Linked DNA regions of Homo sapiens: region 2 is linked to region 1. The links are chromatin contacts, found by Hi-C or POLR2A ChIA-PET in ENCODE. All regions are on one chromosome and are shown on one strand. The core of a region is the stretch at or near the end of the contact, and the rest is flanking DNA. Distances in the headings are between cores, read along the strand shown. Region 1 has its middle 82 kb from the start of SMNDC1. Region 2 overlaps RBM20 (RNA binding motif protein 20).

Region 1 (5,615 bases), core at 2,988-5,487:
ACATGTGTGCAAAGAGGCATTTATGCTGAATGGTCTGTAACAGGCAAATACTGAAAATAGTGTCGAGTGTCTGTCTTAGTCCATTCAGGCTGCTATAACAAAATACGTTAGATGGGGTAATTTTTTTTTTTTTTTTTTTTGAGATGGAGTCTGGCTGTGTCACCAGGCTGGAGTGCAGTGGCATGATCTTGGCTCACCGCAACCTCTGCCTCCCGGGTTCAAGCGATTCTCCTGCTTCAGCCACCCAAGTAGCTGGGACTACAGGCATGCACCACTGTGCCTAGGTAATTTTTGCATTCTTAGTAGAGACGGGGTTTCACCATGTTGGCCAGGATGGTCTTGATCTCTTGACTTTGTGATCTGCCTGCCTCGGCCTCCCAGAGTGCTGGGATTACGGGCGTGAGCCACCACGCCTGGCCAGGCTGGGTAATTTATAAACAACAGAACTGTATTGCTCACAGTTCTGGAGGTTGGGAAGTCCAAGATCAAGGTGCTCACAGACTTGGTGTCTGGCGAGAACTCACTATGCTTCATAAACGGCACATCGGGACACAAGGATGAACAAGCTCTTTTGAGTTGCTTTTATAAGGGAACTAATCCCATTCACAAGGGTGGATCCCTCATGACTTAATCACCTCTTAAAGGCCCCAACTGCTAATACTACCACACTGGGGACTAGGTTTCAACATGTGAATCTGGGGAGACACAAACATTCAGACAATAGCAGTGTCTGTCAGAAGGGGAATGCTTAGCTATGGTACGTTAGTACTATGAAATACTGTGTAGTAGCTTAAATGAATGTGGTAGCTTATATGTACTGACACGGAAAGATCTCTAAGAAATAGCATTGAGTATAAAGGGAAAGTTGCAAAATGGGTGCAGAATGGTTCCATTTCTGTAAACCTACAGAAGATATCTAGATGGATTCACACAAAAGTGATGTAACCTTCGGTTACCCACTGGGGAGGGGCGGGAATTAATGAGGGAGGGTATTTCATCTGTTCAGATGCTGCTCAACTTGTGTCAGGGCTCACATCCCAATAAACCCATCATTAGTTTAAAACACTGTAAGTCAGACCATCATAAGTTGGCGACTGTGTGTACTGTTTAAAGTTTAGAATACCTGTTATATCTGAGGTATCAAAAATGAAGTTAAGGGACTGGGTGCAGTGGCTCATGCCTGTAGTCCTAGCAGTTTGGGAGGCCGAGGTTGGTGGATCATCTGAGGTCAGGAGTTCGAGACCAGCCTGGCCAATATGGTGAAACCTTGTCTCTACTAAAAATGCAAAAATTAGCCAGGCATGGTGGCTTGTGCCTGTAATCCCAGCTACTCAGGAGGCTGCAGCAGAAGAATCGCTTGAACCCGGGAGATGGAGGTTGCAGTGTGCAAAGATCGCGCCACTGCACTCCAGCCTGGGTGACAGAGTGAGACTTCATCTCAAAAAACCAAAAAAAAAAAAAAAAAAAAAAAACACAAAAAAACAAAAAACAAAAAAGATGACTTTAAGAAATGACTTTTTTTCTACCTCTCTAAGACTGTTTCTTTCTTTGCAGAACGAGGGGTTTTCATTAAAAGATATTTAATAGTCTTTCCATTCTTTTTTATTGTAGTAAAATATATATGATATTTATCATTTTAACCTTTTTTTTTTTGGGACGGAGTCTCACTCTGTCACCAGACTGGAGTGCAGTGGCACAATCTAGGCTCACTGCAACATCTACCTCCCGGGTTCAAGCGATTCTCCTGCCTCAGCCTCCCAAGTAGCTGGGACTACAGGCACATGCCACCACGCCCGGCTAATTTTTATATTTTTAGTAGAGATGAGGTTTCACCATGCTGGTCAGGATGGTGTTGAACTCCTGACCTCAGGTGATCCACCCACCTCTGCCTCGCAAAGTGCTGGGATTACAGGCGTGAGCCACCGCGCAGCCCATTTTAACCATTTTTAAATGTACACTTCAGTGACATTAAGAACATTCACATTGTTGTACAATCATCACCACCACTATCCAGCTCCAGAATGTTTTCATCATCCCAAATTGAAACTCCATACTCATTAAACAATAACTCCCTATTCCCTCCTCCCCACAGCCCCTGGTTACCACTATTCTTTCTATCTCTATGAATTTTACTATTCTAGATACATAATGTAAGTGGAATCACACAATATTTGTCCCTTTGTGTCTGGCTTATTTCACTTAGCATGTTTTCAAGGTCCGTCCATGTTGCAGCATGTATCAGAATTCTTTTGAAAGACAATAACAACCCAGTTTATTGTATCACATTTTGTTTATTTATTCATTTGTCAGTGAACATTTAGGTTGTTTCCACCTTTACTATTGTGAATAATACTGTTATGAACATGAGTATACAAATATCTGTTCGAGGCTGGGTGCGGTGGCTCACACCTGTAACCCCAGCACTTTGGGAGGCCGAGGTGGGCTGGGCAGATCACTTGAGGCCAAGAGTTCAAGACCAGCCTGGCCAACATGGTGAAACCCTGTCTCTATCAAAAATACAAAAATTAGCCAGGTATGGTGGTAGTGTGCCTGTAGTCCCAGCTATCCCAGAGGCTGAGGCAGGAGAATCGCTTGAACCTGGTAGGTGGAGGTTGTAGTGAGCCAAGATCGCACCACTGCACTCTAGCCTGTGCAACAGAGTGAGACTCTGTCTCCAAAAAAAAAAAAAAAAAAAAGAAAGAAAGAAAGAAAAGCAAGAAAAGGAAAAAAAAATCTGTTTGAGTCCCTGTTCTAATTCTTTTGTGTTTATACTTGGAAGTGGAATTGCTGGACCCTATGGTTATTCTGTTTAATTTTTTGAGAAACTGCCTACCGTTTTCCACTGAGGTTGCCTCATTTTACATTCCCACCGGCAATGCACAAGGGCACCAATTTCTCCACATCCGTACCAATACTTGTTACTTGTTTTTTGATAATAGCTACCCTAATGAGTACGAAGTGGTATCTCATTGTGGTTTTGATTTGTATTTCTCTAGTGATCAGTGATGTGAACATATTTTAATGTGTATATCTTTTTGTATATCATTTGTATATCATTTTGTATATCATGTGTATATCATTTGTATATCTTTTTTGGAAAAATGTCTATTCAAGTCCTTTTCTCATTTCTTGAATTGGGTTGTTTGGGTTTTTGTTGTTACTGAGTTTTAGAGTTCTTTAGATATCCTGGATTAATCCCCAATCGGATATATGATTTGCAAATACTGTATCTCATTCTTGGATGGTCTTTTCACTCTGTTGATAGTGTCTTTTAATGTGCAAAGTTCTAACTTTTTATGAAGTTCAATTTATGTAAAGGAATTACTCTAAAAGTATTTAAAATAAAAAAGGAGAAAAGTGCCGGGTGCATTTGCTCACACCTGTAGTCCCAGCAACTCAGGAGGTTGAGGCAGGAGGATTGCTTGAGCCCAGGAGTTCAAGGTTACAGTGAGCCATGGTTGTGCTACTTCACTGCAGCCTGGGCAACAGAGGGACATCCTTTCTCTAAGAAAAAGAAAGAAAGAGAGAAAGAGAGAAAGAAAGAGAGAAAGAGAGAAAGAAAGAAAGAAAGAGAGGAAGGAAGGGAGGAAGGAAGGAAGGGAGGGAGAGAGAGGGAAAGAAAGAAAGAGAAAGAAAGAAAGAAAAAGAAAGAAAGAGAAAAAGAAAGGAAGGAAGGAAGAAAGAAAAGGAAGGGAAGGGGAATGGGGGAGGCAAGGGAAAGGAAAGGAAGGGAGAGAGAAAGAAAAGAGAAAAAAAAAGAAACGAGGTGGAAAAAGAAAAAGGAAGATGGGGCAGAGACATGTGGAACCAAAAGCAGGTTCTGTGGTCCTTGGCTCTTGTTCCTGGCTCGACATCACCTAGCTCAGGCTGCCCCAGCCCAGGGGCACAGCATTGAGAACAGAAGGTAGAAGGTGGGAGAGAGGCTGGCTGGGTTCCGGTTAGCCCCAACCCAGGCTCACAGGCCGCCTGACTGGGAGTGGGTGTGTGTGTGGAGGGGGTGGGAGCCCTGGGGTTTCCCTGAGATCTGTAACCTGGGGACTAGTAGGTGGGCTCAAAGGCAGGAAGTTCTCAGTTAGGAGACCTGTGGGTGCACCCACCTGCCTCTCTCAGCCTCCTTAACTGCAGATTAAATTCCGGGGCCCAGAGCCACGGTTTCTAAAGAGCATCTGTCTCTCTCTCTCTCTTTCTGTCTCTCTCTCTCTGCCCTTTGCTCCCTGTAAATCACTCATCACATTTCTTTTGTTTCATGAGTTTTTTTTTCTGATTCTAAAAATAATATGCTTATAGAAAAGTGACCAAAGAATAGAGGGAAAAAACAAACCACAAGCCTACCATCCTGTGTAATAACAGTGACCATTCATTGGGTGTGAACCTTGTGGCAGGAACTGGGCTTCATACTTCCCTGACACCCGCCTCCAGACTTCCCCCAGCCCCTCACAATCATACAGGCCCCACCAAGGAAACTGAACCACTTGGTGAAGGGCTAGTTCGAACACAGCTGGGCTAGAAGAAATGATCCTGGCATGTCTTGGGGAAAGTAATCTGGTGTTAGGGTGACATGCATGACAAAACCATGTGCACAGCGGCCAGCAAGGAGGAGTGTGTGAGTGACTTTCCCTGTATCCAGCTGCTCTGGAAAGTGGGGTAGAAGGGAAAGTCGGGGACTCATGGCTCCCAAGACCTCTTTTATCTCCCTTCCAACAACAACGTGAAGCACAGAGCTCAATCCTATCACCCGTGATAAACCTCACAGTTAATGATCCAGCTGCCGCCAGGGGGACAGACTCACTGTCGCGCTGTCCAGAGAGATGTCTAGAGGGATAAGGGAGGGGATTTAGGAGGTCTATACATTATGCCTCTGGGTGACCTGTAGCAGGGAAAGGGGGTGTTGGGGGAGGTCTTCCCTTTCTTGTCTCCAGGCCAGAAAGTGAATGATCCCTTGGGATTGGTCACCAAAAGACACATTTTCAAAAAACCGCTGCCTTTGCTGTTAGTTGTCATGAGGTTGTCATGGTTGTCATGAGGAGTGTGAGGGGGCTCTTCAGGTCCCAGAGGCTTGACTGGCCGGGGTAGAGAAGCCCCCAAATGCCAGGTTTCGGGGGTCATTCCACTGAATCTTTCCCCAGGTCTGGCTGCTCCCTGTGTCCCTCCTGAAGAACCACAGCCTCACATGCCTGCATTTCCATGGCACACGGGGGTGGCTGACTCCTCGGCGTGAGGAGCCTGCAGCCTCGGAACCTCCCTTGTGCTTTGCTTCAGCCTTGTCTGCACCAGGCACTGAGACGAAATGATGAGCAACACCCATGAGGCTCTGCCTTCACAGGGGAAGACAGACCAGAAACATAGCAGCAAATCAGGAAGCAGATGATTCCAGCTGGTGACAGTGGTGACGAACCTCAACTGGGATGAACCGGGTGAGGCTGACTTTAGCCAGAGCTCCAGGTGACTGCTCTGAGGAGACAACATTCAGGCTGCAACCAGAATGATGAGAAGGGGTCTGCGTGTGAAGATCTAGAGGAAAAGACATCTGGGCAGAGGGAAGAGCAAATGCAAAGGGCCTGAGTGGGGAAGGAGCATGCCTGATTTGAGGGAAAGAAAGGCACATTTTAAAGCAG
Region 2 (5,520 bases), core at 2,638-5,137, 390 kb after region 1:
TGCAGTGGTGTGATCTCAGCGATTCTCCTGCCTCAGCCTCCCGAGTAGGTGGGACTACAGGCGCGCACCACTATGCCTGGCTAATTTTTGTATTTTTTTTAGTAGAGACCAGGTTTCGCCATGTTGGTCAGGCTGGTCTAGAACTCCTGACCTTAAGTGATCCGCCTGCCTCACCCTCCGAAAGTGCTGGGATTACAGGCGTTAAGCCACCATGCCTAGCCCATTGAATAGAAGTGTTTATTGGTTCCACACACCTACCATGTGCTAGGTATTGTGATGTGGTGTGGGACACATATAGTTCCTATCTTCGAATGATCATGGGACAGTGGGAAAGTCAGACAAGTGCTTCAGTAGACAATTATGAGAGCAGGTGGTGGAGTTAGAAGAGAGTACAGTTGAGGCTGATGGAGCAGAAGGGCATTCTGAAGATCATGAAAGGGACATCAGTGCACACTGGATGGGAGCAGAAACCAGAGAAGGCTGCCTGGAGGAGGTGTCCTGTGAGCTACATTTCAAAGTATGGTAGATATCTAGGTGAAGGGGAGTAGGGAGGAGGTTGTGTAGGGAGAGGGGCCAGTATATGCCAAGGCATCAATGCTTGTGTGTACATTTTCTATCACTGGGCCAGGATTGATCTATAAATCCCTATGTATTTCTTTGTGTGTATAAACATTAGCAATTTGGTTTCTTAGAGAAACCAAATGCTTTGCATAGCAGTTTTAAAATATACATTTCGAAAAGCTCATTTTTCCATTACAAAAGACTCAGATGTTCCCAAGAAAAGTTTCTCAGTTGAGAGGTCACCAGATCTTATGTTACCGAGAAAATGGAAAGATTTCCCCTAACCCCAGAAGTCAAACCAGCTTCCTCAATTTGAGACTGCACAAAACCAATTAATTTTTGCCCATTGTGGATTTTCTTAATAATTGCATCTCCGACAAACCAACTCCTGTCCTAAATGGATTTGAGCCACATTTCACTCTGAAAGCTGTGGGTCCATCTGGGAAATGTCTTTGTAGATGAGAGAATTTTATAATAAAGTATTTTTGGTATTTCATTTACTAAATCTTCAGGGATATAGGTAAGAGAGCCTCCGTGCTGAACTGACTGCCTAACAGAACAAGGTTAGAGAGAATGAAATTATTTCATGCTGTCTGGCCTGCAACACATGCCTCTGAACGAAGCCATATACAGTCGCGGGTCGCATAATGATGTTCTGGTCAATAACAGATGGCATATACAATGGTGGTCCCATAAGATTATAATACTGCATTTTTACTGTACTTGTCTAGGTTTAAACATATTTAGATATGCACAAATACTCACCATTGTGTTCCAGTTGCCTCCAGCATTCAGTACAGGAACATGCTGTGCAAGTTTGTAGCCTAGGAGCAATAGGGTATATCATATAGCCTAGGTGTGTATGTACACTCTATGATGTTCGCATGACAAAATTGCCTAACAACACATTTCTCAAGACATGTCTCTATTGTTAAGCAGCACATGACTGTATATATAACAATGGTTTCTTTAAAAGCACTCCCAGGAGTGGCCAGGTGCAGAAATAGCTGAATTTGTGAGCAATGATAATGATAGTTAATATAATTATCATATTTTCCAGAGCACCTGCACATCACGTTTGATCTTTACAGTGAGTGGAACAGACATTACGATCTCCATTTGACAGATGAGGAAATTAAACCTTAGAGTTATCAGATTTCAAAGGTGAAGGGACCTTAGAGATCCTTTCATCCAGCTTTCTCATTTTACAAAAAAAAGAACTCCCTGAGATCCAGGGAAACTAACTGACCTAGGATCCCACAGGGAGTGAATAAGGGCTGTTGGGCCAGGCCCAGGTCTTCTGATTTCTAGCTTCCTGATTTTGCACTCCATTGCGCTATTCTCAGTCTTCAGTGTGTTAGAGGAAACTTGGTAGGTTATGCATTTGTTCTTAAGGAGAAATTTTGTTGATATCAGTCCTAGGCACTATTTTATAAATGCACACATGTGGAAAAATCCCTTATTTTCCTGCTTTTTTTCTATATATAGATACAGGCAGATACACAGACAGATAGACACACCACATGTGGATGTCACTGGGGAGATGAAGGTGGGATTGAACTTAGCAGAGTCTCAAAGGGGGCTTCAGCTTTATCTGTCAAATATTCTTTTATTAAAAAATTTTGAAGCAAAATGACCATTACAGTAGCATTTATTCATTTTGGATAATGGGCACTGAATTCATAAGTGTTTGTTTTCCTCTTCATATTTCTGTATTTTAAAATTTTCAAAAAAAACCAAATATGGATATTAAAAATAAATTCTCACCTATAATACCATACCCTCATTTTATAAAAATAAAGAATATTTTCAAAGAAATAAAAATGGTTCAGAAGGATGGAAAGAAAACTATACTATGGGACTCGTTAGTTAAGTTGACATTAATCCTCTGCTTTAAGTCTTTCCTGTGATGACACTAGCAGAATGTGTATCATTTTCTCTGCATTTGCTGCAGGATCAGTTCTCTTTGGCAGGTTTTGAGCCGTTCTAATAAGTCCAGCATGAAAGGCAGGCCTCTCGTGTCAGTTCTAAACCCACCAGCTGCCCCATTGTGACTGCATAGTCCCCTGGTTCTGAGACTGTGCTCTGCCTGATAAGCGACGTACGGAGCACAGTGGACTGAAAGCCCGGGGATCTGATACCAAACATGTTAGTTAAACTCATGTTTAACTAACCCAAACTCATGTTTAACTGGCCCAAAGGAAGTAGGCCCAGAAATGTGGTTTTTGGAGCTCCCTTTAATGAACGTGTAAACAGAGGATAGAATATTGGCCTTACAGTTTAAAAACCCTCCTTCAAGTCCCAGTCAAGTCCCTTATTCACTGGATGACCTCACACGGTTCATCTGATCTTTCTTGGTCTCAGTCTTCTTACTATAGACTGGAAATGGTCATATTTGACTTAGCTGTCCATATGGCTGTTCTGGAGATGAGACAGCTAATGAAGTGAGAACACTCATTAACACACCAACTGAAAAACACAAAACAAAAGAGAGATGATAGGATTATATTGCTGTTATGAATCATTCCAAGAGGTGTCATGGTGATATGAATCATCATATGGTAATGTCATGGCTAAGGCCCAAACACAGAATAGCAGCATTGACCCAGTAGTCTCGAAATTAGTCACAGAGGCCAAGCTAGTGAAGACCCAGCAGCCCTATTGTTATCAAGAAAGAGCACTATCCAAAAGGTGTGTGGCCTCATCTTCTCCTTGCAAAGAGAGAATTCATCTGGTATATGTTGATAGGCGTGTATCCGACCACAGCTACCTCCATCAGCCCTGAGGACAGAGGCAGCCTGCATTCCAGTCCCAGCTCTTCTCTGTCTCGGTGTGTGACTTAGGCGGTTTCACAGAGGACGCCAACTTCATTGGCTTTTGCGGTTTTTTGTTTGTTTGTTTTTTGTTGTTTTCTTTTTGTTTGTTTTGTTTTGTTTTTGTCTGTAGAATGAGTGAGTTAAACTAAATTGTCTGTAAGGCCTCAGCTCACTCTTAAAGTGTGATCACTAGCTAGAGTTTGAACTTTAGCCCCAATATGACTGTTGTGTTGTCATTGTCACCTTTGTAACCTGACATTCAGGAATGTCCCTCTCTAGTTCATATTCTGACCTAGCTTCTGAAAGCATTATAGCAGAGTTGAGAATTTTTGATCTAGGAAAGATAAATATTAAAAAGAAATTCCCACCAAAATACCATAAATAAGGAATGTTTTAAAGAAAAATGGTTCAGAAGGAAGGAAAACTATAATGTAGTTCTTGTTAGTTAAGTTGACATTAATCCTCTCTTTGCTTTAAGTCTCTCCTGTGTTGACACTAGCAGAATGTGTCATAAAGACATGGAAAGATCATAAATTCTCAACTCTGCTCTAAAGATCTGACCTTCAGCGTTGCATTTATTTGGCCACACCTTTATAGTGTGGTCATACCTAGAAAATATTTTCTTGCCTGGTCATCAGCCCTCTCACCTCGATTACTTTCTATATTTTAGCACAAAAGAAGAAATGGCGCATTCACCACTCAGCCAGTTGCACTGGAAGTGAATTTAAATTCCTGAACTGGTTATCTTGGAAGATATTGTGCTTATTGCAGATGTGGCCGGTGCATGAGTTTAGGCACTACCATGCTCTGGGCTGTGGTTCTTGGCTCCTGCTTCTGGATGGCTGGACATTACCAGGAGAGAGCCTGCTGATACATCTACGCACATTCACTCTACTGCACTTCAGCTGTGTCCTTGTTATTCCACAGCCCTTTAAGTCCTGGTTCACCAACCAGATGTTAAGACTCTCTTGGATCCCTCAAATCCCATCCCCATGCCTGCTGCCTCCTCTCTCAGCAGTTGCCCACTCCTTATCTTCTAATCCTCTTTTCTCCCTATGATGATGATAGTGACCCTGTAGCTCCAACTACTGGGTCCTCACAGTCAGTCCACTCCTGCAGAGGAAACTGGAGGGTGACCAGGAACCTTCAAGTCAATGTGGGCCACAGACAGGAACCGTCTTTAAAAGATGGTTAAATGCCCGTGGTTTACGTAGGTTGGCTTTCTTTAAGCAAATAAAGGAAATGCATTGCTTCATGTCCAGCAAAGTACAGGGTGGATTCAGGAGAAGCTGGCTCAAGGCATTCCTAGGAAGTCATCAAGGAGCTGCCTGTACCTCTGTCTTCAGGCCAGCATCTTCTGAGTTGGCTTTATTCTCAAGCAGGCTGTCATTAAGTGATGGCTTAACAACAATTTAGCAACCATGGCATGACAGAGAATCATGCCTGATAGCTCTAACAAAGTATCCGAGAGTGTTCCCCCATGAGCCAATCACTGTTGCCAGAGGGATGTGGTTCTTGGACTGGCCAGGTCTGAGACACGTTGCTTGGGCCCCTATTTGTGCAGAATTGGCCCCTGACTACATTCCCAGAGGGTCTTTGGATGTTTGGTCAGATGGTCTGTACTCTGGGGGGATCAATTCATACCAGCAAGGTCCAGTCAGCCCCTACACCTACCACCGCCTCTCTAGTGGAAGCCACTTTTGCATCTAATTGTCTTGGGAATTGTGTTGGTTTTCTATTGCTGCTGTAACAAATTGCCACAAATTTAATGGCTTATAATAACATACATGTATTATCTTACAGTTCTGGAGGCCATAAGTCCAAAACCAGCCTCACTGGACTACGGTCAAGGTGTTAGTTCCTTCTGGAGGCTCTAAGGGACAATCTGTTTCCTGGTCTTTTCTAGTTTCTAAGAGGCTTCCTGCATTTCTTTGGCTCATGGCCCCTTCCTCCATCTTCAAAGCCAGCAGCAAAGCATCTTCTCTCCTCTCTGACTTCTGTTTCCATCCTTATATCTTCTCGCTGACTCTGATCCTCCTGCTTCCGTCTTAGAAGGACTCTTGTGATTACATTGGGCATACCAAATTAAATTCAGAAATTCAGATAATCAAGATCTTTAATTCAATCATGTCTGCAAAGTCCC

Evidence for each region. Hi-C counts contacts between places; a loop is a spot of excess contacts on that map. ChIA-PET counts read pairs that join two places held with the same protein, here RNA polymerase II (POLR2A). Pooled maps may share reads with other maps.
Region 2: a loop to region 1 is called in a pooled map, with 7 times the contacts of the local background. The contact joins two enhancer-like sites. A Hi-C loop is called at or near these places in 1 of 37 single-sample maps with no recorded cell type and 3 of 50 pooled maps. POLR2A ChIA-PET finds 5 or more read pairs at or near these places in 1 of 52 experiments (activated T-cell).

What each region holds. Positions count from the first base shown.
Region 1 is chr10:110,384,139-110,389,753 of GRCh38, forward strand. No RefSeq gene overlaps it. Among named protein-coding and RNA genes, the nearest start is that of SMNDC1, 82 kb to the left of the region's middle. RefSeq lists enhancers at 4,155-4,434, 4,485-4,644, 4,655-4,724. Within about 2 kb of position 4,238, at least 3 of the 41 ENCODE cell types and tissues checked have a DNase peak (open chromatin) inside an H3K27ac peak, as active enhancers do.
Region 2 is chr10:110,771,209-110,776,728 of GRCh38, forward strand. The region is part of intron 1 of RBM20 (RNA binding motif protein 20); the gene reads left to right. Among named protein-coding and RNA genes, the nearest start is that of PDCD4-AS1, 97 kb to the right of the region's middle. RefSeq lists enhancers at 3,275-4,474, 3,365-3,554. Within about 2 kb of position 3,888, at least 4 of the 41 ENCODE cell types and tissues checked have a DNase peak (open chromatin) inside an H3K27ac peak, as active enhancers do.